Regions from separate parts of the Homo sapiens genome. Here region 1 is linked to region 2. The links are chromatin loops, found by intact Hi-C in ENCODE. Cell type or tissue: dorsolateral prefrontal cortex. All regions are shown on one strand. Each heading gives the region's core, and the rest is flanking DNA. Links, peaks and the distances in the headings are about the cores only. Region 1 has its middle 27 kb from the start of LINC02503. Region 2 has its middle 20 kb from the start of CENPE.

Region 1 (17,045 bases), core at 5,370-13,369, 720 kb after region 2:
AATCAGACAGACAATGTGGAATGAACAAATGTGCGATTTCAAATCAACCTGTGCATTATATGGAAGATTTTTTTTTTAACTGTCACACATAAACTATGCTAAAGTTTTAGGATACCACAATCTCTGCACTTAAAATGAGAAAGTCATTATAAGTTAGGAATATTAAAATGTTACAAATAATATCTAAACTACAAAAAAATCATTGAAAATTTTTATCACACATTAACCATGATCTATGCCAAAAATGGCAAGTGACAGACAAAATTCAGTTTACGTATTTATTAATTTATTTATTTATAATTTACACTGGATGTAGCATTTTTAACTGGATTTGAAATTCTTTACAATGGAAATATTCTGAAGCTCATCAATGATCTTTTCACTTCCTATTTTCTCCCTCCTTCCATCCTGCCTCACACATTAACAAATCACCTGGTACTTGAAAGCACTTGAATGACAACTATCCCCTGATCTAATCTTCCTTATAACAACTGCGTTCTGAACTATTGAAAACTTAATGCTCTAGCAAATCATTGGTAACCAAAACCAACTAAAAATAAAAGCAATTAAAACTTTTGTAAGCGACATCAGCAAAAGTGATGGAGTAGGAAACTCCAAAAATCTTGTTACTCCACAAAATGAGTAAAGAAACTGGGAAAAACTTTCAGAATTGACTGTACCAGAACTCTTCAGATTCATAGAAATTTCCAACAACGAGGTGAATGCTTAGTCAAGGTGGAGAAAATAATCTGAATAAGAGAGTTTTATAATATGTTATCTTACTGTGATCCAAAACTACTCCTGAGTTCAGAAGTAGTTTTGCAGACAACAGCCCATTTCTACTATACTTTTCTAATGCCAAATAAAGCAAAACAGACTATATTCTTAAAGAATTGTAATTGTTTCTCTTGATCTGTCTGGGAACTCTTCAAAGGACTTGTATTTATCCCACTTGGAACTCTACTAGTGATGAAGCGGCTAGTGAGAGAGTATTTGTCAAATATATTTAAAAGAAAGTGTATTAGCTACTGCTGCTTGTGGAAAGGAATAAAAGTTGAAAAAAAAAAATAGACAAACCAAAAGCTTGGAATGAAAGAATTGAGAATGAGATGATTTGAGGTAAAAAATATATATATATTTTCTATATATTTTTTATATATAATATTTTATATATACGTGTGTGTATATATACACACATATATTATTTATATATATACACATATATACATATATTTATATATATATATATGCATATATAAAAATGATCTTCCATATATCCCAAGAATCTAAAAGGCCATGACACGCCAAGGGCTGGGTGCATGCTCAAAAAAAACTTAAAAAGCCTTAAGATCTCTCCTCCGTTAAACCTTTAGATTCTGCACACGCAAGAAGAGAAGGCTAAAACAAAATTATAGACTGCTTGTCTGAGAGTTGAAAGCTTGCTTCAACTTACCCACAGAACCGATATACAATGACTGGAAGATTTTGTGTGGTTTTGAACATTTTAGATAACCTCTGTTGAATCACTTGCTGATCACTAAGCTAATGGAACACAGATTTTAGTGGCCGCATACAACAAATAATACAAACTATACAAACTAAGTTCAAAAAAGTCACCAATGGCCAGGCATGGTGGCTTACGCGTGTAATCCCATTATTTTGGGAGGCCGAGGCAGGCAGATCACTTGAGGTCAGGATTTCTAGACCAACCTAGCCAACATGATGAAACCCCGTCTCTACTGAAAATACAAAAATTAGCCCGGTGTGGTAACATGTGCCTGTAATCTCAGCTACTCAGGAGGCTTAGGCAAGAGAATTGCTTGACCTGGGAGGCTGAGGTTGCAGTGAGCTGAGATTGTGCCACTGCACTCCAACCCTCCAGCCTGGGGAATAGAGCAAGACTCCATCTCAAAAAAAAGAAAAAAAGTCACCAACTAACAAGAACACAAGCAGCAGCAACCACAAACCCTGAAGAGGGAGAAGAATCTGATTTCCAAAGCTGCCAAATTATAATATTTAAAAGGTCCAGTTATGAAGACAAAATACGAGGTATAGAAATAAAAAAATTTATTGCCCACACATAGGATAAAAAGAGTTTAAATGAACTACATTAAATATGTTCAATAAGCTCAAGGAACATGTACAAAGAACTAAATAAAACCATTAGAATGATGTTTAACCAGGTAGAATGCTAATTTGGCTTGGTCCCCAGCCAAATCTCATTTTGAATTGTACTCCCCATAATCCTCATGTATTTTGGAGGGACCCAGTAGGAGGGAATTGAATCATGGGGGTGGTTTCCCCCTACTGTTCTCGCGGTAGTGAGTTCTCATGAGATCTGATGGTTTTATGTGTACCCCTGCAGGTACTTTTCTCTCCTGCCACCACGTGAAGAAGGATGTGTTTGTTTCTCCTTCTGCCATGACTGTAAGTTTCCTGAGGACCCTCCAGTCATGCAGTACTAGTCAAGTAAACCTCTTTCGTTTATAAATTACGCAGTCTCAGGCAGTTCTCTATAGCAGTGTGAGAATGGACTAATACATAGAGGATAATACAGATTTTGTAAGTAGAAATTATAGAAAGAAACCTAATAAATGTAGAACCAAATGGAAATTGTAATTAAACGTAAAATAACTAAAATGAAGAATTTAATCAAGGGATTCAACAACATATTTGAGGAAGTGAAAGTATGAATCAGTGAGTGTGGAATAAGTTAATTGTGACTATCTGACTGTGGAACAGAAACAAACAAAAATAGAAAAATAAACAGAAACTAAGAGATCCGTGGGACATCCCATCATGTGTACCAACATGCACATAATTGAAGTAGCACAGGAGGAGAGACAGAGAAAAAATAAAGCAGAAAGAATATTTGAAGAAATAATGCCTGAAAACTTTCCTTGTGAAGACATGAATCTGAGAAGCTAAATACATCTTTAGTAGAATAAACACAAAATGATCTACACCAAGACATATTATAGTCAAACTGTTGAAAGTCAAAAACAAAGAGGAAATCCAGGAAGAATAAAGAGAAGCAACTCCCCAAGTATAAGTAATCTGGGATAAAATTCACAGCTCGTATCTCATCAAAAGCAATGAACACCAGAAGGCTGTGGGATGATATACCTATGAGGTTGACTCTCAGAACAGACCAATAAGGAGTTGCAACATTGAATCAATAATAAAAAGCCTACCAACCAGAAATAGCCCAGGACCAGATGGATTCACAAATTCTACCAGATGTATAAGGAAGAGCTGATATCATTCCTACTGAAACTATTACAAAAAAATTGAGGAGGAGGGATTCATTCCTAATTCATTTTATGAGTCCAGGATCATCCAGAATCAAAAACCTGGCAGAGACACAACAAAATACAAAAACTTTAGGACAATATCCTTGATTAACATGCAAAAATTCTCAACAAAATACCAGCAAATTAAATCCAATAGCACATCAAAAAGCTAATCCACTACAACCAAGTATGTTGTATCCCTCGGATGCAAGGTTGGTTCAGCACACATGCAAATCAGTAAATGTTATTTACCACATAAACAGAACTAAAAACAAAAGCCACAAGATCATTTCAATAGATTCAGAAAAGGCTTTCAACAAAACTAAACATCGCTTCATATTAAAAACCCTCAACAATCTAGGTATTAAAGAAATATATCTCAAAATAGTAAGAGCCATCTATGAAAAACTCACACCCAACATCATACTGAATGGACAATAGAATAAATTTGGAAGGGCTCTCTCCTTCAACTTTTTGTTAAGAGTTTGAGAAGAATTGGTATTAATACTTTTATAAAAAAAAGTTTGCTAGAATATACCTATGAAGTCATCTGGATCTGAGCTTTTCATTGTTAGAATTGTTTTAACTGACGTAATCTTCGTACTAGTTATTAGTTGGTCTATCTAGATTTTCTATTTCTTTCTTTTTTTTTTTTGTTTGAGTTGGAGTCTTGCTCTGTCACCCAGTCTGGAGTGCAGTGGCGTGACTCGGCTCACCGCAACCTTCCCCTCCCTGCCTCAGCCTCCCAAGTAGCTGGGATTACAAGCACGCCACCACACCCGGCTAATTATTTAGGTATTTTTAGTAGAGATGGGGTTTCATTAGGTTGGCCATACTGGTCTCGAACTCCTGACCTCAGGTGATCCGCCCGCCTCAGCCTCCCAAAATGCTGGGATTACAGGCGTGAGCCACCGCACCCAGACATTGGGTTTTCTATTTCACCATGATTCAGTCTTTTCAGTTTTATATGTTTCTAGGAATTTATCCATTTTTTCTAGGTTATCCAATTTCTTAGTGTATAATTGCTCATAGTAGTCTCTTGTAATGCTTTGTATTTTGAAATATCATAATGTCACTTTTATCACTTCTTATTTGAGTCTTCTTACCTTTTCATTAGTTTAGCTAAAGATTCTTTATTTTTGTTTATCTTTTTAAGAAACCACTTTTAGTTTGGTTGATCTTTTCCATCATTATTCTGTCTTTATTTAATTTATTTCTACTCTTATCTCTGTTATTTTTCTCCTTCTGCTAACCTTGGACTTACTTTATTCTTCTTTAACTAGTCCCTTGAGGTATAAAGTTAGAATGTTTATTTGAGATTTGCCTTTTTTTCTTCTTGTAGGCATTTATACCATAAACTTCCCTCTTAGAAATGCTTCCCATAAGCAGTATCCCGTAAGTTTTGGTATGATGTTTTCATTTTCATTTATCTCAAGATACATTTCAATTGCTCCTTTGATATCTACTCGAGACCTATTGATCACTCTCCAGTATTGGGTGGGATGTGGTGGCTCTTATTCTGGGGGAGGCCTCAGCAGTGTAGTGTCCATGCAGCTCTATTAACTGAGGTCAGCATCAATAAAGATTCCACGGGTCCTCAAGAGCCACGGCCATGATTGTCCATAGCAGTGATGAAGGTTTTTGAGCTTTTTAGTGGTCAAGGCTGCTCTGGACATCCTGATACCTTTTTTTTTTTTTCCTCACAGAAGACAATGCGGCACCTGTTCTGGCTCATGGGCGTCCTCATTGTGGTGGTGGCACTGTTGTCTAATATACAAAATGCTACTGGAGTTCTTTACATAGCAGGTCTCTGGGGCCTGCGATGGCACTCACCACATGACTAATACAGATAGGATCTTCCCTTCTTTGCTCCCAGCCATCTCCAGACTTCCCTGCTAAGCCAGTCTCCCTAGTGATCCCTTCTATGCAGCTATTCTGTCTCTCATTTTCTTCCCCACTATGTTGTTGTAGGTCCTGATTGAACTTTGAGCTTAGTTAATAGTTTTCTTCCAGTATTTTTATATTTTACTAATTTTTATCTAATTATTATATCAATTATTGAGAAAGAGATGTTGAAAACTCTGAATATTATTTTTGCATTAATTGATTTCTCCTGTCATTGCTTCATATCAGTCTTTGCTTCATGCACTTTGAAACTCTGTTACTAGTACATCAAAGTATAATATTGTTATGCTTTCTTGATGGATTGATGCCTTTATCCTTGTAAAATGATCCACTGTCTCTCAGATAATATTTTTTTTCCTAAAATTTACTTTGCCTGATGTCTGTATAGCCACTGAAGACTTCTTTTGATTAGTCTTAGCATGCTGCTTCCCTGCTGAATGAATTCTAGCTAGTGTGGGATCCAGGTTCTCACCTGTGGTCTTTTGACAGTGCTTTACTACAAAGGAAACCGTTGAGATACCAAGTAGAGATCCTTTCTATTTCTGTTCTGTGATGCATTGAGGTAATTTTCAGGGAACAAAAAGAATATGTATGCTTTCAGAAAGACAAACCAAACACTGTCTAAACATTAGGACAATATATTTGAATCTGAGTCCTATGTTTTCTGCTAAGAAAAATGAAATAACTTTGAATTAGACATGCAATTTTCATCAGATGCCAAAAAGTGCATATATCCATCTTAAATGCCAAGAAAGTTATTGCTCACAGTCTGCTTCTTTCTTCTTCACTTGGGCTAAACGGATTGTTATTCACATTAAAATTGAACCATTGTTTTCCCTAATTTCAACTCCTGAGTATCAATATTTAAAACAAAGTGTTGCTTTTCATTTGTCAGCCATTCATTGAAATCTGCTTATTTATTTTCATTTTTATGAGAATTATGTCTCAAACAGAAAACCACTGATTTTTAAAATAACTTAAAATACATTCAAAGTTGAAAGTTTTACTCATCTATAAAAAGCTTAATAATATCCTCAGATTTGGCTTCATTATGGGGACATTAAAATAAGCCTCTTGTCTTTGAAAAAAATGCAGAAAGAGTCATCCAGGGACATATGAGTAAAGGGTACTTCAGCCACCGGCAGTCTAGAATGGGGCCCCTCTGCCTGTCTGGAAGCTCATTCCAGTCTGGAAACCCAAAAATCTTCTGTGATCACCTACTAAGGGAACCTGAAATTACCAGGTCTTTCTGTGTGGCTTATATGTTAGTCTAGATTCCAAGCAGTCAGAGTTTCATATATTCCAAACTCTCCGACCTGTAGGAATGTGGCCCAATGTACTTGACTTGCTGTTATATCATCTTGCTGTTCCTTCTGTAAACTAGTAAGTATGGCTGGACTGAGCCATGTCCCCAATCTGATGTTTGTCATAAGAAAGGCTAGAGAGCTCAGTTTGGTTTCAAATGCACCCCAGACTATTGGAGTCATCACCACTATGGCCACTGCTCATATCCATGGCCAGATATACTTACAGAGCTTTTACTCTCTTTCTGTCATCAGAAGCAGAGGACTATTTCATGTGACTTTTTGACTTCTAGGTGGAGAGCAACATGTTTGCTCAGCACAACTACTTCTTTTGGAATCAAAACGTTGTGTACATAAAATATTTGATATGTGTGACTTATCCCATTTTATCGCTAGTTAAGATTATTTTTAAAACCTCTATATACTGTTTCCATGTATCATTAAAACTCTTTGAGGAGTCAATATTGTCAATTTTTGTACTCTCAGATCCTAGCAATGAGTTTATTATATAATTCATTAATATAACAGATTAATTGATCTTGTGAGCATAAAAATATACAGATAGGACTTTAATAATAAACTTAATAACATCTACCCAATAGTTCAGGAGTCACCAAGGGCTTTAAATTAGATCATTTAAAACTGTGTGCCCAATCAGGTTACTTAAAAATTGCTGCCTATAGAAAACCTGAGAGGAGGTATTACCAACTCTAGCATCAAGAAAACAAGTTCTGCCACTTACACCATATGCCACTTGCATGTTGATCTCAAATATACCACAGCCTAGATCTTCATGTTTCATAAGGGTAAATGATTAAGAATATCCTCAGCCTCAATTTCAGCTCTAAATTGGAAATAATTGCAGCATCTATGTCATAGGTTTAAAATTAGAATTAACCTACACTTACAGTGCTAGCCATATGGGAAATATTCATAAATATTAGCTAATGAGAAATGGACAAATAAAATTTAAAAGCAAATATTAAACAGATATTATCATTAACCGTCTCCAGGAATAAATTCTAATTTAAAAGTGCATTTAAAAAAAGATCAGCCCCGGGCGCGGTGGCTCACGCCTGTAATCGCAGCACTTTGGGAGGCGGAGGCGGGGATCACGAGGTCAGGAGATCGAGACCATCATGGCTAACACGCTGAAACCCCGTCTCTACTAAAAATACAAAAAATTAGCCGGGTGTGGTGGCGGGCGACTGTAGTCCCAGCTACTGGGGAGGCTGAGGCAGGAGAATGGTGTGAACCTGGGAGGCGGAGCTTGCAGTGAGCCAAGATCGCGCCACTGCACTCCAGCCTGGGCGACAGAGCGAGACTCCGTCTCAAAATAAAATAAAATAAAATATAAAAATAAAAAAGATCAGCTGTTACATTATTTCCAGTTCGGCTTGTATTATTAAAATCATATGTAAGCACACCAATTTCCCAGCAATAAATAAAGTATAAACTTAGGAAATAATAGGCTGAATGTGAGAGAAATAGACAATATAGTAAGACTGGGGCAGGATTTGTAGAACAACACAGGAGGTCCTAAGTGGTTAGTGGTCAGTAACAGGCACACTGTCATTTAAGCTCTTAAGAAGAGAGACTATATCCCATTTATATTTCTATCATCTCTATCTCTATCATCTCTATATCTATCTCTATCATCTCTCTATTGATCTATCTGAAAACCTCTAAGTATAGAGCTAATAGTGATGACTTGAGGCATTATTTCTTGATTAAACATAAGTGAATGCCAGGTCAAGGAGTATCAAGTCAGAGAATGCAGCCGATTTAGAGAAAAGAAGGCTTCTAAGGCTACCTAAACAAAATAATGATCTCATAGGGATTTCATGGGAAGCAGATCTTTGGATCACTAAAAGTTATAGGCATCAAACAAAACCACAAAGGCAAATGGAAAATTAAGTAAGATCAGAGGTGAAGTTGTTATTTACTGATAGGATAATTTTATGTGAACTGTTGGTCAAGTATCTATTTTGTCTATAAGGCATTAGTTATAACTTTTAATTATTAGTCAAACACTGCCCTCTAGTGGCAGACCTTCAGTTTAGCATTGCAAATAGTGTGAACATTTGATAACACTAGATCTCACTTCGCACACCACAATTTGTTTTAATTTTTTCTTAGGTAGAAACTCTATGTAGACATAATATATATGTATTTCCTTATGTGTATGCATGTATGTCTAACTATTCTTCATATTTCATTTTACTTCTATGATATCTGGAGAAAATATTGAAAATGAAGAATGATACATAGCAGAAACCATAATTAAGAACTTTGACTAATTATCAATTATTTCAATATCAAATATATTTTTTATTCTAAAATACTTAATTTGCCGTATTAAGGAGATTTATATAATTTAATTATTCTACTTTCCAATATAAATGTAAAGACAAAAATAAATATACTTCTTTTCTCTTTTGTTCACCAGCCAGAGGCTAAGGAGGTTAGTGGAGATAGGCAGGGAGTACCAGGAGAGGTTGGTCATTGGGTGCAAAGTTACAGTTAAACAGAAATAATAAGTTTTGGTGTTTTATAACACAACAGGGTGACTACAGCAAATAATAATGTAGTGTATATTTTAAGACAGCTAGAAGAGATTTTGAATATTGTCACCACAAAGCATTGGTAAATCTTTAAAGTGATGGGTATGATAATTACCCCAGTTTGATCATTGTACTATTTATACATGCATTGAAAGTTCACAATTTACTCCATAAATACATACAATTGTGTGTCAATTATAAATTTTGAAACTAAGTTAACTAAAGAAATCTCACCATTTGACATCCAGGGAAGAAAAATGAGTCCCAATTTTTCTGCGACTTCAGCTACAGTGAGGAAAAAGGCAGAACATGTTCCTTTTCCCTTTGCAAAGATGTGAGATCTTTGTGCGGTTCAAAAGTGAGCTTGAGCCTATTTAAGAGTCTAGGTTTCCTGGTGGTGGAACCAGCTCTTAAGAAAACATAGAGCTTGCTCCACCTGTGATGGAGACTCCCACTAGCAGGTAGCCTTGGGCAGGAGTGTTTTTCTAGTTCTACCATTAAACAACCTCCAGGCATATACAAAACTGTCATCACAAACAGTGTGATGATCCAGTCTTACTCAACATTAATATTTTCTTTACTATTAGAGGCTTGAAATATGTAAGTTACCCCAAATATAGTTATATTATAACACACAATAGATCAAGTTTTAAGAAAATTCTAAAGAGAGAATGAGAAGAAAGAGGAAGAGAAAGAGTGAAAGAGAGAGAGAAAGTGTGCACACACTAACAAGCAAAGACACATACAACACATTACAGAAAAACAACTGTTCCAAAACCTCAAATAAATTTGGTATTATTGTATTTAAAAATTTTATGCTAATGAGTAAAGAGATCAATTAAACTGAAATACACTTAAAAAGCAAAAATATTGGGGTTGGTTTATTCTTTTTTTCTGGTACCTTTAGGTACAAAGTTAAATTACTAATTTGAGATCTTTCTAACTTTCTGATGAAGACATTTAGAGATACAAACTTTCCTCTTAACACTGTTTTAGCTGCATACAAGAGATTTCAGTAAGTTTTGTCCTTATTTTCATTAATTTTGATAAATTTTTTGATTTCTGCCTTAATTTTGATGTTTATCCAGAAGTGACTCTGGAACAAGTTGTTTAATTTCTCTGTATTTGTGTACTTTTGAGAGATCTTCTTGATACTTATTTCTATTTTTATTGTGTTGTGGTCTGAGAGTGTGCTTGGTATTACTTCAACTTAAACGATACAACAAACAAAAACCAAATAATCTCACTAAAAAAATGGGCAAAGGACATGGACAGACACTTTTCAAAAGAAGACATACATATGAAACAACAGAAACAACAAACACATGAAAAATGCTCATCATCAATAATCATCAGAGAAATGCAAATCAGAACCACAATGAGATGTCACCACATACCAGTCAGAATGGCTCTTACTGAAAAGTCAGGAGAGGGTGGAGCAAGATGGCGAATAGAAGCTCCACCAATCATCCTCCACACAAAGACACCAAGTTAACAACTATCTACACAGGAAAACACCTTTTCAAGAACCAAAAATCAGGTGAGCACTTATAGTACCTGGTTTTATCTTTATACCATTGAAAAAGGTACTGAAGATATTTTCTTAAAAAGTCCTGAATCTCTGACATCACCTCTCCCTCAACCCTGGCAGCAGCAGCATGGTGCAGAGAGGTGCTGGGGTGCCGGTGAGAGGTGACACCATGCTGGCAGCCCTCGCAGCCCTCGCTGGCTCCCGGCACCTCCTCGGCCTCAGTGCCCACTCTGGCAGCACTTGAGGACCCCTTCAGCCTGCCACTGCACTGTGGGAGCCCCTCTCTGGGCTGGCCGAGGCCGGGGCTGGCTCCCTCTGCTTGTGGGGAAGTGTGGAGGGAGATGCGCAGGCAGGAACTGGCTCTGCGCAGGGCGCTGGTGGGCCACCACCAGTTCCGGGTAGGCGTGGACTCCACAGGCCCCCCACTGGGAGCGGCTGGCCGGCAGCGCCAGCCCAGAGCACTGAGGAGCTTAGCACCCAGGCCAGCAGCTGCGGAGGGTGCACCAGGTCCCCCAGCAGTGCCAGCCCGCCGGGGTTGTGCTCGAATTCTCGCTGGGCCTCAGCTGCCTCCCGGCGGGGCAGGGCTCGGGACCTGCAGCCTGCCATGCCTGAGTCTCACACTGCCCCCCACCCCGCCCCCCACGGGTGTGCTCCTGTGCGGCCTGAGCCTCCCCGATGAGCGTCGCTCCCTGCTCCACGGCACCTGGTCCCATTGACCACCCAAGGGCTGAGGAGTGCAGGTGCATGGCGCGGGACTGGCGGGCAGCTCTGCCTGTGGCCCGGGTGCAGGATCCACTAGGTGAAGCCAGCTGGGCTCCTGAGTCTAGTGGGGACTTGGAGAACCTTTATGTCCAGCTAAGGGATTGTAAATACACCAATCAGCACTCTGTGTCTAGCTCAAGGTTTGTAAATGCACCAATCAGCACCCTGTGTCTAGCTCAAGGTTTGTAAATGCACCAATCAGTGCTCTGTGTCTAGCTAATCTAGTGGAGACTTGGAGAATGTTTATGTCTAGCTAAGGGATTGTAAATACACCAATCAGCACTCTGTGTCTAGCTAAAGGTTTGTTAACACACCAATCAGCACCCTGTGTCTAGCTCAAGGTTTGTGAATGCACCAATCAGTGCTCTGTGTCTAGCTAATCTAGTGGGGACTTGGAGAACCTTTATGTCTAGCTAAGGGATTGCAAATACACCAATCAGCACTCTGTGTCTAGCTCAAGATTTGTAAATGCACCAATCAGTGCTCTGTGTCTAGCTAATCTAGTGGGGACTTGGAGAACTTTTGTGTCTAGCTCAGGGATTGTAAACGCACCAGTCAGCACCCTGTCAAAATGGACCAATCAGCTCTCTGTAAAACAGATGTCAGCTCTCTGTAAAATGAACCAATCAGCAGGATGTGGGTGGGGCCAGATAAGGGAATAAAAGCAGGCTGCCTGAGCCAGCAGTGACAACCAGGTCGGGTCCCCTTCCACACAATGGAAGCTTTGTTCTTTTGCTCTTTGCAGTAAATCTTGCTGCTGCTCATTCTTTGGGTCTGCACTGCCTTTATGAGCTGTAACACTCACTGGAAGCTCTGCAGCTTCACTCCTGAGGCCAGCGAGACCATGAACCCACCAGGAGGAATGAACAACTCCAGATGGGAGGAATGAACAACTCCAGATGGGAAGAACAAACAACTCCAGATGCACTGCCTTAACAGCTGTAACACTCACCGTGAAGGTCTGCAGCTTCATTCCTGAAGCCAGCGAGACCACAAATCCACCAGAAGAAAGAAACTCTGAACACGTCCAAACATCAAAAGGAACAAACTCCGGACATACCATGTTTAAGAACTGTAACACTCACCGCAAGAGTCCACGGCTTCTTTCTTGAAGTCAGTGAGACCAAGAACCCACCAATTTCGGACACACTGGGGGAATGAGAAGACAGCAGTTGTGAGGCAATGAACTCAGTGCTGCCCTGTAATATCAGAAAGAAAAACCAGACCACACTCGACTGATGCTTACTCATGAAGGGAAGATTTAAAACAACCCTAGCCAGAGGGAAATCACCAATTCCAGTGGTCCTAACTTGAGCACCTGCAAACTCTGTCACCAAGGGCTACAGCACCGTGTGTTTCCAAGTAAACTTGAAAGGCAGTTTAGACCATAAGGATTGCTACTCTTTGATGTGTCCTAGTGCTGAGTTAGGCCCAGAGACAGTTGTCTGTGTGAGGGGTGGGGAGCACGTCATATACTGAGACACCAGCTGGACAGCTAAGGGAGTGCTGGCACCACCCCTCTCTGAAGCCCAGGCTGCTCTCCTAAAGAGATCTCTTCCTTTTGCTTGAGGAGGGGAGAGGAGAAGAGAGGAGAGGAGGGGAGGGGAGGGCAGGGGAGGGGAGGAGAGGGAAGAGTTGGGAGGACTGTGTCTTGCATCACGGATACCATCCGAGCCAGAGCAAAATAGGGCATCTTTCAGAGACATGAGGTCCCCATTCCAGGTCCTAGCTCCCATATGACATTTCTAGACACACCCTGGGCCAGAAGGAAACTAATTGCCTTGAAGGAAAGGACCCCATCCTGCCAGCATTCATCATCTGCTAACTCAACAGCCCTTGGGCCCTGAATAACCAGCAGTGATACCCGGGTATTATATTGAGGACCTCGGGTGAGACTGTGAGACTTGGTGGCTTTAATTTACCAGGTGTGGTAAATACAGAGCAAAACTCTTTCTGCTTGAGAAAAGCAGAGAGAGAGAAAAGTAAAGTAAAGGGGATTTTGTCTTACAGCTTAGATATGAGCACACCCACAGAGGGGTAGAGCACCAGGTGGGGACTTAGGGTTCCCAATTTTAGGATTTGACACTTGGATGGCATTTCTGTTGCTGCCCTTGGCTAGAGGGGAGCCCGCTCCCCTGAAAGAGGAGTCTCAGGTCAGGCAGCATTCAACACAAGCCTAGTTAAAAGCCCTTAACCCTTAAGGGAACATTAGTGGTTGTTGGGCAGCACTCATGGTGTGGCATGGCAGTGGCTATGGGGTGAGGCTTCTCTGCCTTTGGAAAGAGGAAGGAAGAGTAGGAAGAACTGCATCATGTGGTTTGAGTGCCAGCTCAGCCATAATACAGTCGAATACCAGGTAGACTTCTAAGGTTTTTGACTCTAGACCCTCACTTCCAGATGGCACTTCTGGACCCACCCAGGGCTTGAGAGACCTTGCTGACCTAAAGGGAAAGAAATGGTCCTGACTAGCTTTGCCACCTTCTGATTGTAGAGCCCCAGGGCCTTGAGCAAACATAAACAGTAGCCAAGGTGTTGTTAACAGCAGGCTTTGGGTGAGACCCACTGCTGTGCTGGCTTCAGGTCTGATTCAGTGCAGTCATAGTGGTGGTGGCCACAGGGATGCTTGTGTCATTCCACCCCCGGCTTTAGGTGGCTCAGAATGGAGAAGAGAGAGATAGAGCCTGTGTTTGTGAGAAAGTAAGAGAAGGAAGCAAGAGTCTCTGCCTGGTAATCCAGAGAATTCTCCCGGATCTTGTCCAAGACCATCAACATGGTACCTCTATGAGTCTGCAAGAACCACAGTGTTACTGGGCTTGGGGTGCCCTCAAAAGCAGATACAGCCTACAACACAACACCCAAATCATTCCAAATATCTAAAAAGCCTCCCCCAAAAGGATGGCTACAAATAAGCCCAGACAGTGAATGCTACAATAAATATCTAACCTTTCAATGTTTGGGCACTGAAGAATATCTGCCAGCATCAACATCATCCAGGTAAACAGGACGTCATCATATGAACTAACTAAGACATGGGGGACAAATCCTGGAGAAACAAGGTTATGTGACCTTTCAGAAAGAGGAAGAATTCAAAATAGCTGTATTGAGGAAACTCAAAGAAATTCAAGATAACACAGAAAAGGAATTTACAATTCTATCAGATACATTTAACAAAGAGATTGAAATAATTAAAAAGAATCAAGCAGAAATTCTGCAGCTGAAAAATGCAATTGGCATACTGAATAATGCATGAGTCCTTTAATAGTAGAATAGACCAAGCAGAAGAAAGAATGAATGGGCTTGAAGACAAGGTATTTGAAAATACAGTCAGAGAAGATAAAGAAAAAAGAAGAAGAAAAAAGCATTCCTACAGTATCTCAAAAATAGCCTCAAGATGACAAATTTAAGAGTTATTGGCCTTAAAGAGGAGGTAGAGAAAGAGATAGGGGTAGCAAGCTCATTCAAAGGGATAATAACAGAGAACTTCCCAAACCTAGAGAAAGGTATGAATATGCAAGCACAAGAAGGTTATAGAACACCAAGCAGATTTAACTCAAATAGACTACCTCAAGGCATTTAATAATCAAATTCCCAAATGTTAAGAATAAAGAAATGATTCTAAAAGCAGCAAGAGAAAAGAAACAAATAACACAAAATTGAGGTCTAATAAGTTTGGCAGTAGACTTCTCAGTGGAAATTTTACATGTGAGGAGAGAGTGGCATGACATACTTAAAGTGCTGAAGCATAAAAACTTTTACCCTAGAATAGTATATCCAGTAAAAATATACTTCAAACAAGAAGGATAAGTAAAGACTTTCTGAGGCAAACAAAAGCTAAGGGACTTCATCAATACCAGACCTGTCCTACAAGAAATACTAAAAGGGTACCTCAATTAGAAAGAAAATGACATTAATAAGCAATAAATAAGCAACTTAAGGTACAAAACTCACTGGTAATAGTAAGCACACAGAAAAACATAGAATAATATAACACTGTGTGGAAGGAAAATACCTTGGGTTCCCAAAATAACTAAAGAAAACCCAAGCTGGAAACTGCTTAGGCCAAACTGTCAGGCCTCTGAGTCCAAGCTAAGCCATCTCATCCCCTGTGACCTGCACGTATACATTCAGATGGCCTGAAGTAACTGAAGAATCACAAAAGAAGTGATATTTAAATGGTCTGTTCCTGCCTTAACTGATGACATTCTACCACAAAAGAAGTGAAAATGGCTGGTCCTTGCCTTAACTGATGACATTACCTTGTGAAATTCCTTCTCCTGGCTCATCCTGGCTCAAAAAGCTTTCCCACTGAGCACCTTGTGACTCCTAGTCCTGCCCACCAGAGAAAAACCCCCTTTGACTCTAATTTTCCTTTACCTACCCAAATCCTGTAAAATGGCCCCACCCCTATCTCCCTTTGCTGACTCTCTTTTCAGACTCAGTCCGCCTGCCCCCAAGTGAAATAAACAGCCTTGTTGCTCACACAAGCCTGTTTGGTGGTCTCTTCCCAAGGACACTAGTGAAATTTTGGTGCCATGACTCGGATCGGGGGACCTCACTTGGGAGATTAATCCCCTGTCCTCCTGCTCTTTGCTCTGTGAGAAAGATCCACCTATGACCTCAGGTCCTCAGACCGACCAGCCCAAGGAACATCACACCAATTTTAAATCAGGTAAGCGGCCTCTTTTTACACTCTCCTCCAACCTCTCTCACTATCCCTCAACCTCTTTCTCCTTTCAATCTTGGCGCCACACTTCAATCTCTCCCTTCTCTTAATTTCAGTTCCTTTCCTGTTCTCATAGAGACAGGAGATGCATTTTATCTGTGGACCCAAAACTCCAGCGCCGGTCAGGGACTTGGGATGACAGTCTTCCCTTGGTATTTAATCACACAGGGATGCCTGCCTGATTATTCACCCACATTTCAGAGGTGTCTGACCACACAGGGATGCCTGCCTTGGTCCTTCACCCTTAGTGGCAAGTATCACTTTTCTGGGGGACAAGAACCCCCCGACCCCTTCTCTCCATGTCTCTACCCCTTCTCCACTTTTCTGGAAGGTAAGAACCCCCCGACCACTTCTCTCCATGTCTCTATCCCTTCTCTGCTTTTCTAGGGGGCAAGAACCCCCCCACCCCTTCTCTTCATGTCTCTACTGTCTCTTTTCTCTGGGCTTGCCTCCTTCACTATAGGCAAGCTTCCGCCCTCCATTCCCCCTTCTTCTCCCTTAGCCTGTGTTCTTAAAAACCTAAAACCTCTTCAACTCACACCTGACCTAAAACCTAAATGCCTTATTTTCTTCTGCAATGGCACTTGCCCCCATACAAACTCGACAGTGGTTCCAAATAGCCAGAAAATGGCACTTTCAATTTTTCCACCCTACAAGATCTAAATAATTCTTGTTGTAAAATGGGCAAATGGTCTGAGGTGCCTGACGTCCAGGCATTCTTTTACACATCAGTCCCTCCCTAGTCTCTGTTCCCAATGCAACTCATCCCACATCTTCCCTCTTTCCCTCCCGCCTGTCCCCTCAGTCCCAACCCCAAGTGTCACTGAGTCTAATCTTCCTTTTCTACAGACCCATCTAACCTCTCCCCTCCTAGCCAGGCTGAGCTAGGTCCAAATTCTTCCTCAGCCTCCACTCCTCCACCCTATAATCTTTTTATCACCTCCCCTCCTCACACCCAGTCTG
Region 2 (17,045 bases), core at 3,964-11,963:
TCACTGTGAAGAACTTTGAAAGGGCTGAAATTTTACTCCTCTTGAAAGCTAACAAGTTAGTCTGCCACAGTTTCATGAATCCTGGTGGAAGACTCAAGACTTCTGGGACAAGGATGAAGAAAAATTTACTAATCAAACCAATAGCCATAGCCAAAGTATTTGCATTTTTGTGTTGGTTTTCTAAACCCCAATTCCCATAAGGTGATGCAAAGAGGGCCAGGTAACACCTATACACACAGGTATAATTTAATCACTGATGCACAAGAGATACAGTAATACCACTATTAGTATAAGTGGTAAGTGACATAGTAGTTCCACTGATGTATTTCAGCCTCCCCTTCTTTCTGTGGCTGATTTTTTTTCCAGAATGAGGTCAGACATTATCTTCCAAGCAGCCTCTGGTTATTTTATCTTCTGAGTTCCTGTAGCATCATATGTAGTATTATGACTGAGTATTTTATCTTCCTTATTAGGCAGTGAGCTCTTCGAGAGTAGGCTCTAACTCATTTTCCTTATACTCTAATTTGTCAAACTATTAAAACATTTGATGTACTTCCTTTTGAAGCATCTGTTGATACAGTTACCATGCCTTCACTATCTTGATGATTTCACAAGAAATGGAACAAATGGAATACTTGTAATAAAAGGCCCTATTTTTCTTGATGATCGTTTCCCAAAGAAGTTATTTCTGTTCTGAAGGAAGTAGCTGAAAATACCTATGAAGTAACTGCTTTCCTGAAAATAGTACTTGTTATAGTATAAGTAGAAGGGGCCTTAACATATAATTTTTAAAAGGCTTATAGCTGTGGGTAATACGAAGTCTCTAAAATACGTGCATGCCAGTAATATTGAGAACAATGCCATTTTATTCCAGGATCCAAGAAGGGCATTGCATAATTAGCAGAACAAATTGACAAGCAGGGCACATAGTTTACATTTCCATGGTAGGTAAGAATGACTATTTTGATTACAATTTCATGTGTTTTGTTTACTTTTTTTTGGTGGGGGGACAGAGTTTCACTCCTGTTGCCCAGGCTGGAGTGCAATGGCATGATGTTGGCTCACCACAACCTCTGCCTCCCAGGTTCAAGTGGTTCTCCTGCCTCAGCGTCCTGAGTAGCTGGGACTACAGGCAAATGTCACCACGCCCAACTAATTTTGTATTTTACTAGAGACGGGGTTTCTTCATGTTGGTCAGGCTGGTCTTGAACTCCCAACCTCAGGTCATCTGCCCACCTAGGCCTCCCAAAGTGCTGGGATTATAGGCATGAGCCACTGCGCCGAGCCTCCTTTGACTTTCACAGCCTTCAATGTCTTCATCCTAGTACAAGAAGACACATTGAATTTTTATAATAAAACATTTATTAAATTTGGTGAAGTATGAGATCTGCTCACCAGTAAAACATCCTGGTTTAACTTTATTATTGCTTATATTTTTGTAAGTATTTTAAGCATAACTATTTGGTTTGGTTTTTGAAAGTTATTTTCTGAATATTTTGGCAAATGAACGTGCAAGAACATCATGAGTTTTCTTGGTGCACAGAATAATAATGCTATGGGTTTATCTGGGAACCTAATAGTAGAGCTTGCCATAGCGTAACATGGAGCTCTTTGCTGGAGTGTACTTTCTGTTGTTAATTTTTTAGTTTCTTCTAAACAGGTTTGTAATTTGACTTTTCTATTTCTGAGAAAATCTGTCATCTTAAAAGAAACTTTTAGAGAGTTAACTGAAAGTGAAAGCAAGTTCCAAGGAACCCCCAAAGAAATATCATAACTCATCACTTTATCCTACCACCAACTTTTGCTGCTGTATGAAGCAACCTAACTCAACCTTGTAGGAATTTATGCATCTACTATTTGGAAACATAGAGTTAAATGCCCATAATATATAGCTAAGAGATTTGAAAGAGTTTGCCTCTGAGGAGGGGGTGTGGGCAGTAGATGCGGAGTAGGGAGTGTAAAGTATGGTTTTTGTTTTCAGCCTTCTAGCACTAACTTATTTGAAATTTATGTGCACATAGTATTTCAATAAAAATAGAACAAGTTATAAAAAGAAAACATAAAAAGAAATGATCAACCCCCAAACTGGGCTTAGTTCTTGTATTATTTCTTATAGGCTGGAAATAGACCCACAAAAAGGAGGCTGGATTGACCCTCCTTTAGTGGAGGTTTCCCCAAAGACCCTCCTGGAGTGAAGGGTCCCCAGAGGAGAGTGAAACACAGGAGTTAGGTGGTTGAGGCATGAGTTGGCCATGAGCAAACAGTGAAGGTGATAAAGGATTACTTATACCAAGAGAACCACAGATGAGAGAATCTTCCAACATCCCCAAATAAAAAAAGTCAATACAGTTGCTTCCCAATGCAGTCTACTCCACCCTGCTTTCCAAAGTCTGATGTTCCCTGTTTAAAAGGGAATCTGACTAAAAAGCCAGCAGTTTTGGGATTCTTTGACATGTGGCTTCTTCACCAAATCCTGGTATCATCTCTGTGAGAAAGATGAGAGCAGAATCCACTTGCATCATCAAATGTTCTGGGTCTTCTTTGCTTGTCAATTGAAAAAATAGTAAAATAAAATGAAAGTATCTCAAACTGGACTACAATGTCATTCTTACCAATCTTTGTACCTTGACCAAACTTTGTCATTTGAATTAGAGTGTTCTATATTGGGAACAAAGTTGGCCAGAATGACTTAATGGCTTATAATGGGAGCTAGGAAAGATGGGACAAGGATTGCTGCCCACTATATAGGTATGACTTGCTATGGTCCATTCCCTTTGGAGGCATTGAGCTCTGGTTTGTCATCAGTGGTATTTATCTGGTTATCCAGATAAACCAGAGGAGGTCTCCATGTAGAGTAAAAGGAAAAAGGAATGTAGGGCTTTGGTGGACTCTCCTGGATTGTAGGGAGGAGTCGGTAAGATAGAGGGCAAGTAGTGGAGCTAAACATCCCCTGTTAGAGCAAGTGCCTCTAGAGAGATAATATCAGCTTTTCCAGGCAGATGGCTACAAATGACATTCTTTCTGTCTCTCCCAGAATCAGGATGTCTAAAGCTATTATTTTATTTTCATTTCCCTCCAGGATCACTTCAGTCCACTAATAATCACACAATAAGAAAGATCATGAACTAACAATTAGCCTACCTAATTGTATCACTTAACCAGTCTTATTTCTTTAACTGTTGCCCCCAAAACAGGAGCCTTCTCAACTGAATTAATGAAGGCAAGATACATTATGTCAACTACATAATGCTGATTGATTATTGAGTATCTCTTTATGTCAGGAACTAGGCACTTGGGATGCATCTTTGAACAAAACAGATAACAATATTTTGCTCTAATTATGCATTTTTTGTTTTAATCACATTTAGTGATAGCTTAGACCAAGAGATTAAAAATTTCAAGTACATCTCCATTCCTTGTAGACCTTTGTGCTCTACACACACACACACACACACACACACACACACACACACACACACACACAGAGACATCTTAACATTTGAGGTGTTTAATGGTAAATGTTGAAGTACAAATGTGCTTTTAACTTTATTGTTTTCTACCACTCTTATTTTTTTCTGCTAATGGCCATAAAGTACATTCTTTCCGAATCTTAGTTATATTTGCTTCTTTTTTTGCTAAGATATTTTTAACCACTGGATAGCAAGAGTCAAATAATCATGTACAAGTTTTTAATTTTATCTCTCTCAAACATGTTTTTGCTTTTGAAGCATTATGTATACTGTTTTATTTCTTTAAGTAACAATTAAATTCATAAAGTTAGAGTTTGTCTTATATAGTAATAAAGATGGTTTCCTTACTCCACTTCCTGTATTCAAACTATTATCAATGATAGATAATATATAGGAGAGAAAATTAAAATTAAGTTAGAATTTTTATGAACTAGAAATGACATAGCAGTATAAAGTGGTGAAAAGGCTAAAGCCCAGGATCTGCTGGGAGTCTAGTCCCTATGAATTAAAGGGTCGGGCAAGAAAACCAAGCCAGATTTGAGTTTGAATTCAGGAACTACAATAGAACTTTTCTATTCAGCAGAGGAGACTGATAAAATTTACTATCAGTATCTGCCTAGAGCTGTGGTTTAATAAAGCCTGAGTCTATGAAGGTTTCTGGATATAGTGTTTTGAACAGATGTTGAGCCAAGCTTCCTTCTGGTGCAGCAAATTAATTTATTTTATGTTCAATAGTACTGAGAGGCAGGAGCTCAGACCAACCAATATGATATTTGGTTCTGGACTGTAAAACTACTGGGAAAAAGAGAGGTGAGCGGAGACAAGAGAACATCAGCAAGAACCTTCAACTAGAGAAAAAAAATCCAAATTTCAAAATACGTGGAAAATTAAATTTAGGAAACACATCCAATAAAATCAATAAGTGAAAGGTCAATGTATCCTAGATGAATGAAAATAAAAGCATGATCTGAAGGGTCTTTTAAAACATGTTGAGGCCCCTCAAACATACAAATGAAGGGATAATTCACAACAAGAAAAAAAAACAAAAACAAAAATGAAGAACATATGCATATAAAAAATGAAATCTTGGAAATGGAAAGCATAATAATTGAATTAAAAAACTTTAATGTTATCTGACTTCGAATTGTACTACAGAGCTATAGTAATCACAACAGCATGTAACTGGCACAAAAACAGACACATAGACCAATGGAAGAGAACTGAGAACCCAGAAACAAGCCTACACACCTACAATGAACTCATTTTCAACAAAGGTGCCAAGAACATACACTGGGGAAAAGGGAGTCCCTTCAATAAATGGTGCTGGAAAAACTGGATATCCATATGCAGAAGAATGAAACTAGATCCCCTATCTCTCTCCATGTAAATCATCAAATCAAAAAGGACTAAAGACTGAAGTCTAAGACCGCAAACTATGGAAGAATTACAAGAAAACCTTGGGGAAAATCTCCAGGACATTGGTCTGAGAAAAATTTTTTGAGCAACACCCCACAAGCACAGCCAATCAAAGCAAAATGGACAAGAAGGATCACATCAAGTTAAAAAGCTTCTTCACAGCAAAGGAAACAAACAACAAAGTGAAGAGACAACCCATAGAATGAGAGAAAATATTTGTAAACTACCCATCTGACCAAGGGTTAATAACCAGAGTATATAAGGAGCTCAAACAACTCTATAGGAAAAAATCTAAAATAATCCGATGAAAAAAATGGGCAAAAGATTTGAATAGTCATTTCTCAAAGGAGGACACACAAATGGCAAACAGGCATGTGAAAAGATGCTTAAACATCATGAGTCATCAGAGAAATGCAAATGAAAACTATACTGACATATTATCTCACCCCTGTTAAAATGGCTTATATCCTAAAGACAGGCAATAACAAATGCTAGTGAAAATGTGGAGAAAAGGGAACCCTTGTACACTGTAAATGTAAATTAGTACAACTGCCATGGAGAATAGTTTGGAGGTTCCTCAAAAATCTAAAAATGGAGCTACCATATAATCCAGCAATCCCACTCTGGACATATACCCAAAAGAAATCAAAGAGGTATCTGTACTCCTATGTTTGTTGCAGCACTGTTTATAATAGGTAAGATTTGGAGGCAACCTAACAGTCCATCAACAGATGACTGGGTAAAGAAAATGTGGTACATATACACAATGGAGTACTAGTCAGCCATAAAATAGAACGAAATCCAGTCATTTGCAACAACATGAATGGAACTAGAAATCATTAAGTTATGTGAAACAAGTCAGGCAGAGAAAGACAAACATCACAAGTTCTTACTTATTTGTGGGATCTAAAAATCAAAACAATTGAACTCATGGACATAGAGAGTAGAAGGCTGGTTACCAAAGGCTGGAAAAAGTAGTAGGGGGCTGGGGAAGAGGTAGGGATGGTTAACAGGTACAAAAAATGATAGAATGAATAATACCTCTATTTGATAGTATAACAGGGTGACTATAGTCAATAATTACTTAATTGTACATTTTAAAATTACTTAAACAGTATAATTAGATTGTTTGTAACTCAAAGAATAAATGCTTGAGGGGATGGATACCCCATTCTCCTTGATGTACTTATTTTACATTGCATGCCTGTATCAGAACATCTCACTTATCCCATAAATATATACACCTACTATGTAACTACAATAATTAAAAATGTAAAAAATCTTTAGATTGGGAAAACAAACTATAATGTCTACTGATGGATGTCCTACATACTGGAAATGTAGTGAAAATGGTGATGGTGATGTAGAATGAGGAACTGGTGCTTGTGAAGCAGGTTCACTGTGCACTGCTTACCACTTCAGAATCCTGGGCTGCACTTTTACTATGTACCTGAGTCTTGTGAGATAAAAAAACTCTCTCACACACAAATTGCATAGTTTTGTTACTTATAGATGGGCAGAAAGGGACAACAGAAGCCTACGAGTTATGATGAGCCAGTCCCCGGGGGCTCAGGAAATCTGCTCAGAGCAGATGGAGTCTCCTCTGAGAGTGCCTTATTGCTCCCAGGGTAAAAAACCCAGGGTGGGCTGCTTTCCAGGGTCCCTTGTACCACAGCTGAGGGACCCTGGAAACCAGCCCACCCTCAATTTTTCACCGTGGGAACAATAAGACACGCTGGCTGAAGCGATGAAGGATATACTGTTTCTAGGGGCAACAGGGACAGAGTCTGTGCTCTTCTGGCCACCTCCTCCTTATCTCAGGATGTTGCATGTCCAGCACATTCTAGTTAATTCTGCAGAACTACAAGTAAGAAATGGGGGAGAACTGGGTTGGTTCAACACCACCCATGGAACTGTCCTGCAGTAATGTCATGTATGGAAAATTATACGGGAATATGAAAAATCAGTAGAAAGAAAGAAAAAAAGATATTATTAGCACATAGAATAAACTCTAGACAGGTCAAAATCAAATAGAAAATTAGTAAATTGGAAGATAATATTTAGAAATGGGCTCAGAATGTAGCTGAGATAAACAAAAAGTGATTTAAAAATATGAAGGATTCATTAAAAGAAATGAAGGATAGCTGCAAAGACTGCAACATACATACTTATAGACACTCTATGAAACCCTACAAGTTCCAGGAGATGCAAATAAAGGAAATAAAGAAGCAATATTCAAAGAGATCATTTCTGAGGAATTTTCAAAGTTTGAGAAAGATGTGACTTCTTAGATTGAAAGTGTACCCCAAAAAGCATGTAGGACCGTTAAAGGTAACTCCATACCTAGTCACAAATTTGTGAAACTAGAGAACATGAAGAATAAAGAGAAAAGTCTTAAAATCTTCCAGAAAGAAAAAGAGAAAAGATTACCTAAAAGGCCTGACAATGAGAATGTGAGCAGACTTCTCACTACTAATAGTATGTGCCAGAAGATATTTGTTAATTATCTTCAAATTGCTGCGGTAAAATTACTGTCGACTAGAATTTTATATCTAGCTAACCTATCACAAGAGTGAGGGTAAAATATAGACGTTCACAGACATAGAAATAAGAGAACTTAACTAAAGCATATTCCGTAAAGAGAGGAGGAACGAAATTAAAAAAAATGATAAACACAGGAAGTGGCAAAATATGTTGATGAATTTTACTAACTTAAAAAGAAGATTGAGGGAGGCTGGCCAGGATTGCCAACTAGAAGCAGCTAGTGTGCTCTGCTCTCAGAAAGAGAAATAGAAGGGGCAAGTAAATACAGCACCTTCAATTGAAACATCCAGGTACACACATTGGGACTCATCAGGAAAACAGCTAAACCCATTGGGAACAGAGAGAAGCAAGGCAGGATTACTGCCCACCTGAGAGTGACAGGGAGCCAGGGCAGCCTCCCTCTTTCAGGGAAGTGGTGAGTGAGTGAGTGACCCCAGGGACCCATGCTTCTCCCATGGATCTTTGCAACCCTTGGGTCAAGAGAGCTCCTTGTGAACCTCTCCACCAGGGACTTCAGTCTGACACACAGAGCTACGTGAAGTCTTGGCAGAGCAGCTGCTCAGGTACATATGGAACCTGGGGAGACTTAGATACCTGGGCATCCAAGCAAAAGTGGTTGCAAGTCCAGCAAATCAGAAGGTTAGACCCCTATACATACCCATAAGAAAAGGGATGAATCCAGGGGCCTGAGAAGTGACAGTTTGCAGGCCCTGCTTCTACAGCACTTGGCAGGACAAGACCCACTGGCTTGGATCCTATTTCTCTTCACTGGCCAGAATCTATTGACTGAGGTCTGCAACCACCCCCACCAGTGTTTTCCAGGAGACATCAGTTCCAAACCTCCCTGGAATGGAGCTTCCAGAGGGAGGGGCAGGCCACAATCTTTGCTGTTTTGCAGCCTTAGCCATTGTTGCCTTCAGGCTTTGGAGAGCTCAAAGTGACTGGGGGCTGAAGCAGACCCCTAGTACAGCACAGCTGCCCTATGAAAAAGTGGCCAGGCTGCTTTTATGCAGTAGGTCCCTGATCCTGTTCTTCCTCACTGGGTGGGACCTCCTGACCAGGGTCTCCTGCCATCTCTGCCAGTGTGTTTGGGCTGGAAACCCATCCATACCTCCCTGGGATGGAGCTTCCAGAGAAAGGGGCAGGCTGACATCTTTGCTGCTTTGCAGACTTCACTGTTGATACCTTCAGGTAATAATAGAAAATCCAAGGTGACTAGGGACTGGAGCGGAACCCCAGCATACTGCAGCAGCCATATGGGAAAATGGCCAGACTGTTTTCCGTACATGTCCTGGTGCTTACTTCTCTTCACTGGGCAGAGCTGCTTGACCTGAGACACCACCACAGCCACCCTGCCATTGCCTGACCACTTCAATCAGAGGCAGCCCAGCATTTCTGTAAGGAGAAAATCCTAAAGTCAACCCACAGCCCCTCTGCCACTGCAGTTGCAGTGGTACTGCCCTAATAGCCTACAGGCTGGGGAAAGAATAAAGGCCTAGTCACTCACTCCCTGGTACCTCCAGCACACCACAGCCACCATATGGAGAGGAGTCCAGCCCCTCTGCCCTAGGAATCTTCCCCCTACACTCTTCACCAGTCAGGGCCTCCACCTCATAACTGCAGAAACATCCCACCCATGGTGGAGTATACCCACTAGTAGTGGCTTGGAGTTTTCTTGTGAAGAGGCTTCCAGAGGCATCCCACAGCCATTCTGCCACTGCCAAAGCAGCAGTTCTATCCCTGCTGCCCTTGGTCTGGGGAAGAGACAAAGAGCCTGAGGACTATACCTCAGGTTACAGAACACCACATCCACCATATGGGGAGACCAGTATCTCCTCCCAGTGAGCCCTTGACCCCCTACTCCCCAACAACAGAGTTCTAAGCTCATACCACTAGTGCTGCTGTCCCACCCCACTGGCTGAACACTCCCAGTAACAGCAGCTCTGCATTTCTTGGAGGTGGGGCCCTCAGAGGCAACCCAAAGTCCCCCTGCCATGGCCTCTGCAGTGGTACTACCCCTTCTACCCTTGGACTAACAAAGGAGCAAAAGCCCTAAGTACCTTATCCATACTTCAACAAGCAGCAGTTGACCCAAGGAGAGGAGGCCAGTTCATCTTGCATGAGTCCCACCCACCCCACTGCTCATCACTAAGCAGGGAACCCCCAGCTTGGGTCCACAGCACAGACCCCTAACTTGGGCTGATTACACTGAGAGATAGCTGACCTGTATCTCTCTAGAGCAAAGCCCCCAGGAGACAAGTAAAAGACCCTCATCACAACCACTGTGAAGGTCCTGTCCTCTGCTGCCTCCAAGTTGGGGAGGAAACATTAACCTTGAGATTACCCCAGAACTGTGTTGGGCAGCCTGGGAATGCCAAGCTGTGATCTACAGCCAGCACTGAAGTGGGAGAGGAGCTCACACTTTCAGAGCATAGAGAGGCAGCATGGCTACAGCTGTGAGGAAATATAGGAGAGCCACAAGACTGAGCAAGAGACTCTTACTGACCATTATGCCTAAGTGCCACCCACTGGATCACATCCCAAAACTTCAACACCTAAAGTATCTCACCAACTTTGTGAAACCAAAGACAAGAAGCTACAAATAATTACCCTGCACAAAGCCTTGGTCCTGTGAAAACATCCAGAAAAGAAGTCAAGAAGTCTATTGATTTTACTCAATCTTCACTGCAGTTAAAGGAACACCCACATGCAGAGATGAGAAGGAACCAACACAAGAACTCTGGTAACTCAAAAGGCCAGTGTCTTATGTCCTCCAAATGACTGCACTAGTTCTCAAAGAAGGGTTCTTAACCAACTCATTGGCTGAAATGGCAGACATAGATGGATAGGAATGAAGATCATTGAAATTCAGGAGAACAGCAAAAGCCAATCCAAGGAAACTAAGAATCACCATAAAATGATACCTGTGCTGACAGATGAAATAGCCAGTATAAGAAAGTATCTAACTGGTCTGATAGAGCTGAAAGAGACACTACAATAATTTCATAATGCAATCACAAGTATTAACAGCAGAATAGATGAAGCTGAGAACAGGATCCTGGAACTTGAAGACTAGCTCTCTGAAGTAAGATAGTGAGATGAAAATAAACAAGAATGAAGAGGAATGAACAAAAACTTTCAGAAATGTGGGATTATATAAAGAGGCCAAATCTACAAATCACTGGTATCCTTGACAGGGATGATGAGACAGCAAACAACTTGGAAAATATATTTCAGGATATCATCCATGTAAACTTCCCCAACCTCACTAAAGGGGCCAAAAATAAAATTCAGGAAACACAGAGAACCCCTGCAGGATTCTACACCAGAAGGTCATCCCCAAGACACATAATCATCAGATTTTTCAAAGTTGAAGTGAAAGAATGTTAAAGGCAGCTACAGAGAAAGGGCAGTTCACCTACAAAGGAAACCACATCAGACTAACAGTTGACCTCTCAGTGGAAACCTTACAAGACAGAAGAGATTGGGGGCCTATATTCAACATTCTTAAAGAAAAAAATGTTCAACCAAGAATGTCATATTCAGCCAAACTAAGCTTTCTCGGCGAAGGAGAAATAAGATCCTTTTCAGATGAGCAAGTGCTGAGGGAGTTCATTACCATAGAGTTTTGTATTGTTACTAGCCAATACAAAAACACACTTAAGTACACAGACCAGTGACACTATAAAGCAACCACACAAACAAACCAGCATAATAACCAGCTAACAACACAATTACAATATCAAATCTATACATATTAATACTAACCTTGAATGTAAATGGGCTAAATGCCCCATTTAAAAGGCAAAAAATAGCAATGTGGATAAAAAAGCGAGACCTGATAGTATGCTATCTTCAAGAGATCCATCTCACATGCAGTTACACCCATAGGCTCAAAATAAAGGGATGAAGGAAAATCTACTGAGCAAATGGAAGTCTGAAAAAAGCAGGGGCTGCAATCCTGATTTTAGACAAAACAGACTTTAAACCATTAAAGATAAACATTGACAAAGAAGGGCATTATATTAATATAATGGTAAAGAGTTAAGTTCAACAAGAATACCTAACTATCCTAAAAATATATCCTGTGTTCCCAACACAGGAGCACCAAGATTCATACAGCAAGTTCTTAGAGACCTCCAAAAAGACATAGTCTTGCACACAATAAAAGCGGAAGACTTCAGCACTCCACTGACAGTATTAGACCAATCATTGAGGCAGAAATTTAACGAAGATTTTCAAGAACTAAACTCAGCACTGGATCAATGGACCTGATAGACACCTACAGAACTCTCCACCCCAAAACAACAGAATATACCTTCTTATTGCTACATGGCACATACACTAAAATCAACTACATAAACAGACATAAAAGAATTCTCAGCAAATACAAATGGACTGAAATCATAACAACCACTCAGTTGGACTGCAGTACATTAAGATTAGAAATCCAGAGTAAGAAAATTACTCAAAACCACAAAATTACATGGAAATTGAATAACCTGCTCCTGAATGACTTTTGGGTTAATCATGAAATTAAAACAGAAATCAAAAAGTTATTTGAAACTAATAAGACCCACAATACAACATACCAGAATCTCTAGGACACAGCTAAGGTAATGTTAAGAGGGAAATTTATTGCACTAAATGCCCACAACAGAAAGTAAGAAAGATAGCAAATTAACAACCTAACATCACATTGAAAAGAACTAGCAAAGCAAGAGCAAACCAACTACAAAGCTAGCAGAAGGCAAGAAATAACCAAAATTGGAGCTGAAATAACCAATTGAAGGCAAGAAATAACCAAAATTGGAAACTGAGCAGAAAACCATTCAAAAGATCAACAAATCCAGGAGTTGGTTTTTTGGAAAAAAGAAAAAAGATAAATAGGCCACTATTTATCTTATTATTGTAATAAGACTAATAAAGAAGAAAAGAGAGAGGATCCAGATAAACACAATTGGAAATGACAAAGGGAATATTAACACTGACTCCACATAAATACAAATGACCATCAGAGACTGCTACAAACACGTTTATGCACACAAACTAGAAAACCCAGAGGAGAAGGATAAATTCCTGGGCACATACACTCTCTCAAGACTGAACTAGAAGAAATTAAAACCCTGAACAGACCAATGATGATATTCAAATTGAATCAGTAATAAATAGGCTACCAACCATAAAAAACCCAGGACCAGATGAATTCACAGCCAAATTCTACCAGATGTACAAAGAAGAGCTGGTACCGTTCCTACTGAAATTATTCCAAAAAATTGAGGGGAGGGACTCCTCAATTCATTCTATGAGGCCAGCATCATCCTGATACCAAAACCTGTCAAAGACACAACAAAAAATAAAACTTCAGACCAATATCCTTGACAAATATTGTTTGTCAAAAAAATACTGGCAAATCAAATGCAGAAGCACATCAAAAAGCTAATTCACCATGTCCAAGTAGGCTCTATCCCTGGGATGCAATGTTGGTTCAACATATGCAAATCACCAAACGTGGTTCATCACATAAACAGAACTAAAGACAAAAATCAAATGATTATCTCAATAGATGCAGAAAAGGCTTTCTATAAAATTCAATATCTCTTCATGTTAAAAACCCTCAATAAATTAGGCAGTGGAGGAACAGACCTCAACATAATAAAAGCCATTTATGACAAACCCACAGCCAAAATCATAGTGAATGAGCAAAAGCTGGAAGCATTCCCTTTGAAAACCTGCACTAGACAAGGATGCTCTCTTACTTTTCCTATTTAACATAGTATTGGAAGTCCTGGCCAGAACAATCAGCAAGAGAAAGAAATAAAGGACATCCATATAGGAAGAGAGGAAGTCAAATTACCATTGTTTGCAGACTACATGATTTTATACCTAGAAAACCCAATAGTCTTGGCCCAAAAGCTTATTAAGATAATAAACAACTTCAGCAAAGTTTCAGGATACAAAATCAATGTACCAAAATCACTAACAGTCCTATACATCAGCAGCAGCCAAGTGAAGAGCCAAGTCAGGAACACAATCCCATTCACAATAGCCACAAAAGGAATAAATAACCTGGGAATACAGCTATCCCGAAAGGTGAAAGATGTCTGCAATGAGAAGTACAAAACAATTCTGAAAGAAATCAGAGATGACACAAACAAATGAAAAAACATTCCATGTTCATAAATCAGAAGAATCAGTATAATTAAAATGACCATACCACCCAATTTACAGATTCAATGTTAATTGTACCAAACTTTTAAACACATTCTTCATAGAACTAGAAAAAATTATTTTAAAATTCATATGGAACCAAAAAGGAGCCCAAATAGCCAAGACAATCCTAAGCAAAAAGAGCAAAACTGAATGCTTCATGCTACCAGATTTCAAACTATACTACAGGGCTAGAGTAATCAAAACAGCATGGTACTGGTACAAAAACATACACATAGAGCTATAGAACAGAATAGAGAATCCAAAAATAAGGTCAAACACCTACAACCATCTGATCTTTGACAAAGTCAGCAGAAACAAGCAGTGTGGAAAGGAATCTCTGTTCAATAAATGGTGCTGGGATAACTGGCTAGCCACATGCAGAAGATTGAAACTGGACCCCTTCCTTACACCATATACAAAAATTAACTCAAGATGGATCAAAGGCCTAAATGTAAAACCCAGAAATATAGAAACCTTGGAAGACAACCTGGACAATACGATTCTGGACACAGGAACTGGCAAATATTTCATGATAAAGATGCCAAAAGCAATCTCAACATAAGGGAGGAGACCACCCCACATATTGTCTTATGCCCAATTTCTGCCTCCAAAGAAAGAAGTAAAAACTAAAAGGCAGAAATGACATCCACAGGCAGACAGCCCAGCGCCCCACCCTGGGCCTGGTTAAAGATCAACCCCTGACCTAACTGGTTATGTTATCTATAGATTCCAGACATTGTATGGAAAAGCACTGTGAAAATCCCTGTCGTGTTCTGTTCTGATCTGATTACTTGTGCATGCAGCCCCCAGTCACGTACCCCCTGCTTGCTCAACTGATCACAACCCTCTCACATGGACCCCCTTAGAGTTGTAAGCCCTTAAAAGGAACAGGAATTTCTCACTTGGAGTGCTTGGTTTTTGGAGATGTGAGTCTTGCCAAAGCTCCCGGCTGAATACAGCCCTTCCTTCTTTAACTCGGTGTCTGAGGGGTTTTGTCTGTGGCTTGTCCTGCTACATTTCTTGGTTCCCTGACCAGGAAGTGAGGTAATTAATGGATGGATGGTTGAGGCAGCCCCTTAGGCAGCTTAGGCCTGCCCTGTGGAGCATCCCTGCAGGGGACTCTGGCCTGCTTGAGCAACATGGATCCTGAGAGCACTCCTGGGTAGGCATTTGACCTGGTAGAATGCCTTGTCAGAGTGGTGCATGGCAGGCCTCTGTGGAGGATCAACACAGTGGCTGAACACTGGGAAGGAACTGGTACTTGGGGTCCAGATATCTGAAACTTGGTAAGACCAGTCTTTGGAACTAGCCCACTCCATTTGAGTGGAAGCGTGGCCTGATCACCCACGACATGCCTGTACTGGCACTTTGGTTTTTAACTTGACTTGGATTGCTTGATACTTTGGTTTTGGTTTTGACCTGGCTTGGATTTCTTGGTACTCTGATTTTGGTTTTGATTCTGGTTTGGTGTAAACTGTAAAAGTGTGTGTGTGTGCCTTTTTACCCGTTCTTTGTTTTGTGGTGTACGTGTGGTTTGAGCATGGTGTTTTGTCTCAAGGAAGCATGGGTCAGGCACAAAGTAAGCCCGCCCCACCAGGAACTATGTTGAAAAATTTCAAGAAAGGATTTAAGGGAGACTATGGAGTACTGTGACACCAGGAAAACTTAAAACTTTGTGTAAGATTAGAGGTGCGTTGGCCATCGGAATGAAGCCTGGACAGGTCCCTTGTTTCAAAGGTATGGCACAAGGTAACCCATAAGCCAGGGCACCCAGACCAGTTCCTGTACATAGAGATTTGGTTACAGCTGGTTTTAGACACCCCCCACCACAGTGGTTGAGAGAATAGCAGCATAAGTTGCTGGCAGAGGAAAGGAAAGACCAGCAGAGAGAGACAGAGAGAGAGAGAGAGAGAGGAAAGAGACAGAGAGAGAAAGAGGCAAAAAGAGAGAGGAAAAGACAGAGGAAGAGACAGAGAGACAAAGAGGGAGTCAAGGAGAGAGAGAGAGAAAGAGACAGGCAGAGAGAGAGAGGAAGAGACAGAGGCAAAAGGGAAGTCAAAGAAACAAAGTCAAAGACAGAAAGAAACAGAGAAAGAGAGTAATATACAAGTAGTTAAGAAAAAATAAAACAGTGTACCCTATTCCTTTAAAAGCCAGGGTAAATTTAAAACCTATAATTGAAGGTCTTCTCCATGACACTACAACACGACAATACCACCTTGTTGTAAGTGTAAACAAGGGCATAGCCCGAAAGCACTGAGGCCACTGACAACCTGTAGCCTCCCTATCAAAAATCCTTAACCCAGTAACCTGTGGATGGCCCAGATGCATTCAATCTGTAGCGGCAACTGCTTTGCTAACAGAAGAAAGTAGAAAAATAACTTTTAGAGGAAACCTCATTGTGAGCACATCTCACCAGGTCAGAAGTATCCTAAGTAAAAAAAAAAAAAAAAAAAAAAAAAGGTGATTTAACATTAACCACTGAAAATTCCCTTAACTCAGAAGGTTTCCTAACAGGGGATCTAAATCTTAATTACCATACAAAGGTCTGACCAGACCTAGGAGGAACTCCCTTCAGGAAAGGAGGATAGATGTTTCCTTCTGGGTAATTGAAGGGAGAAAAAAAAAAAAAAGCCATCTATACCGGTTCTAAGTTAATTTGGACTAAACAAGATCTTATTAATAGCAAAGGATAATTGAAATCCCAAACTTACAAGGTTTTCAACAAAAGTAAAGTTTGCTAAAAGTTAACAGTGTAACATGTATTATAGTAACTTCTAATCTTGTGGCCTTAGACAGTCTAGTCCACAGACATAAAGGAAGTTCACTTTGGAAAAGAATGGTTATCATCTTCCAGAAAAAAAAGTGAAATAAAGGGGGGAGGGCAGAATTTATGTAAAAAGAATGTTATATGGTAAATTATTGTCCTGAAATAACTTAACTGGTTGTTTAAAGAAAAAAATGTTTGTAATAAGTCAGAAAATTGAGGCATGTCAAAGAATTGTCTGTGAAAATCATGAAAAAATGTTATAAAAAAGAATTTATGCCAGAAATGCATAATTTAAAAGTAATAAGGCCTCCTGAGTACTATTGAAGAAACAGTTTATGTGCAAGGTGTATAAGGAAAGTAAAATATACCTTTGGTAAAAGGATTATAAGGAGGCATGAGAAAGCAAATTTTTACATACACTAAAATATCAAAAACATTTTTGTTTTGAAGGTTTAAGCAAGTTTTAAAATGTCAATTGTAAAGAAAATTCTGTGTGTAAACATATTAGCTAAAGTTAAAGGCGTATCATCCAGTTTTTCTTTGAACTGGACATTAAAGGAAAAACACAAAGGGTTTTTCTTAAAGCACTAACCTGCTCTTTAACAAAGATTATAAAAGGTTAAAAAGAGTCT

Evidence for each region. A loop is a pair of places that touch in the nucleus more often than their neighbours do. Peaks named below come from ENCODE experiments on the same cell type or tissue, not always from the same donor. Only the 100,000 strongest peaks of a DNase experiment are listed, where the experiment ranks them.
Region 1: it touches region 2 in a loop (5-fold over the local background); 21 of 110 quality-filtered maps call a loop at or near these places.

Annotation. Positions count from the first base shown.
Region 1 is chr4:103,925,844-103,942,888 of GRCh38, forward strand. No RefSeq gene overlaps it. Among named protein-coding and RNA genes, the nearest start is that of LINC02503, 27 kb to the right of the region's middle. In dorsolateral prefrontal cortex, for the core only: a CTCF peak has its summit at 8,558 (motif pointing left); no DNase peak of the experiment used is centred there; H3K27me3 peaks cover 309 bases.
Region 2 is chr4:103,209,425-103,226,469 of GRCh38, forward strand. No RefSeq gene overlaps it. Among named protein-coding and RNA genes, the nearest start is that of CENPE, 20 kb to the left of the region's middle. In dorsolateral prefrontal cortex, for the core only: no CTCF peak of the experiment used is centred there; no DNase peak of the experiment used is centred there.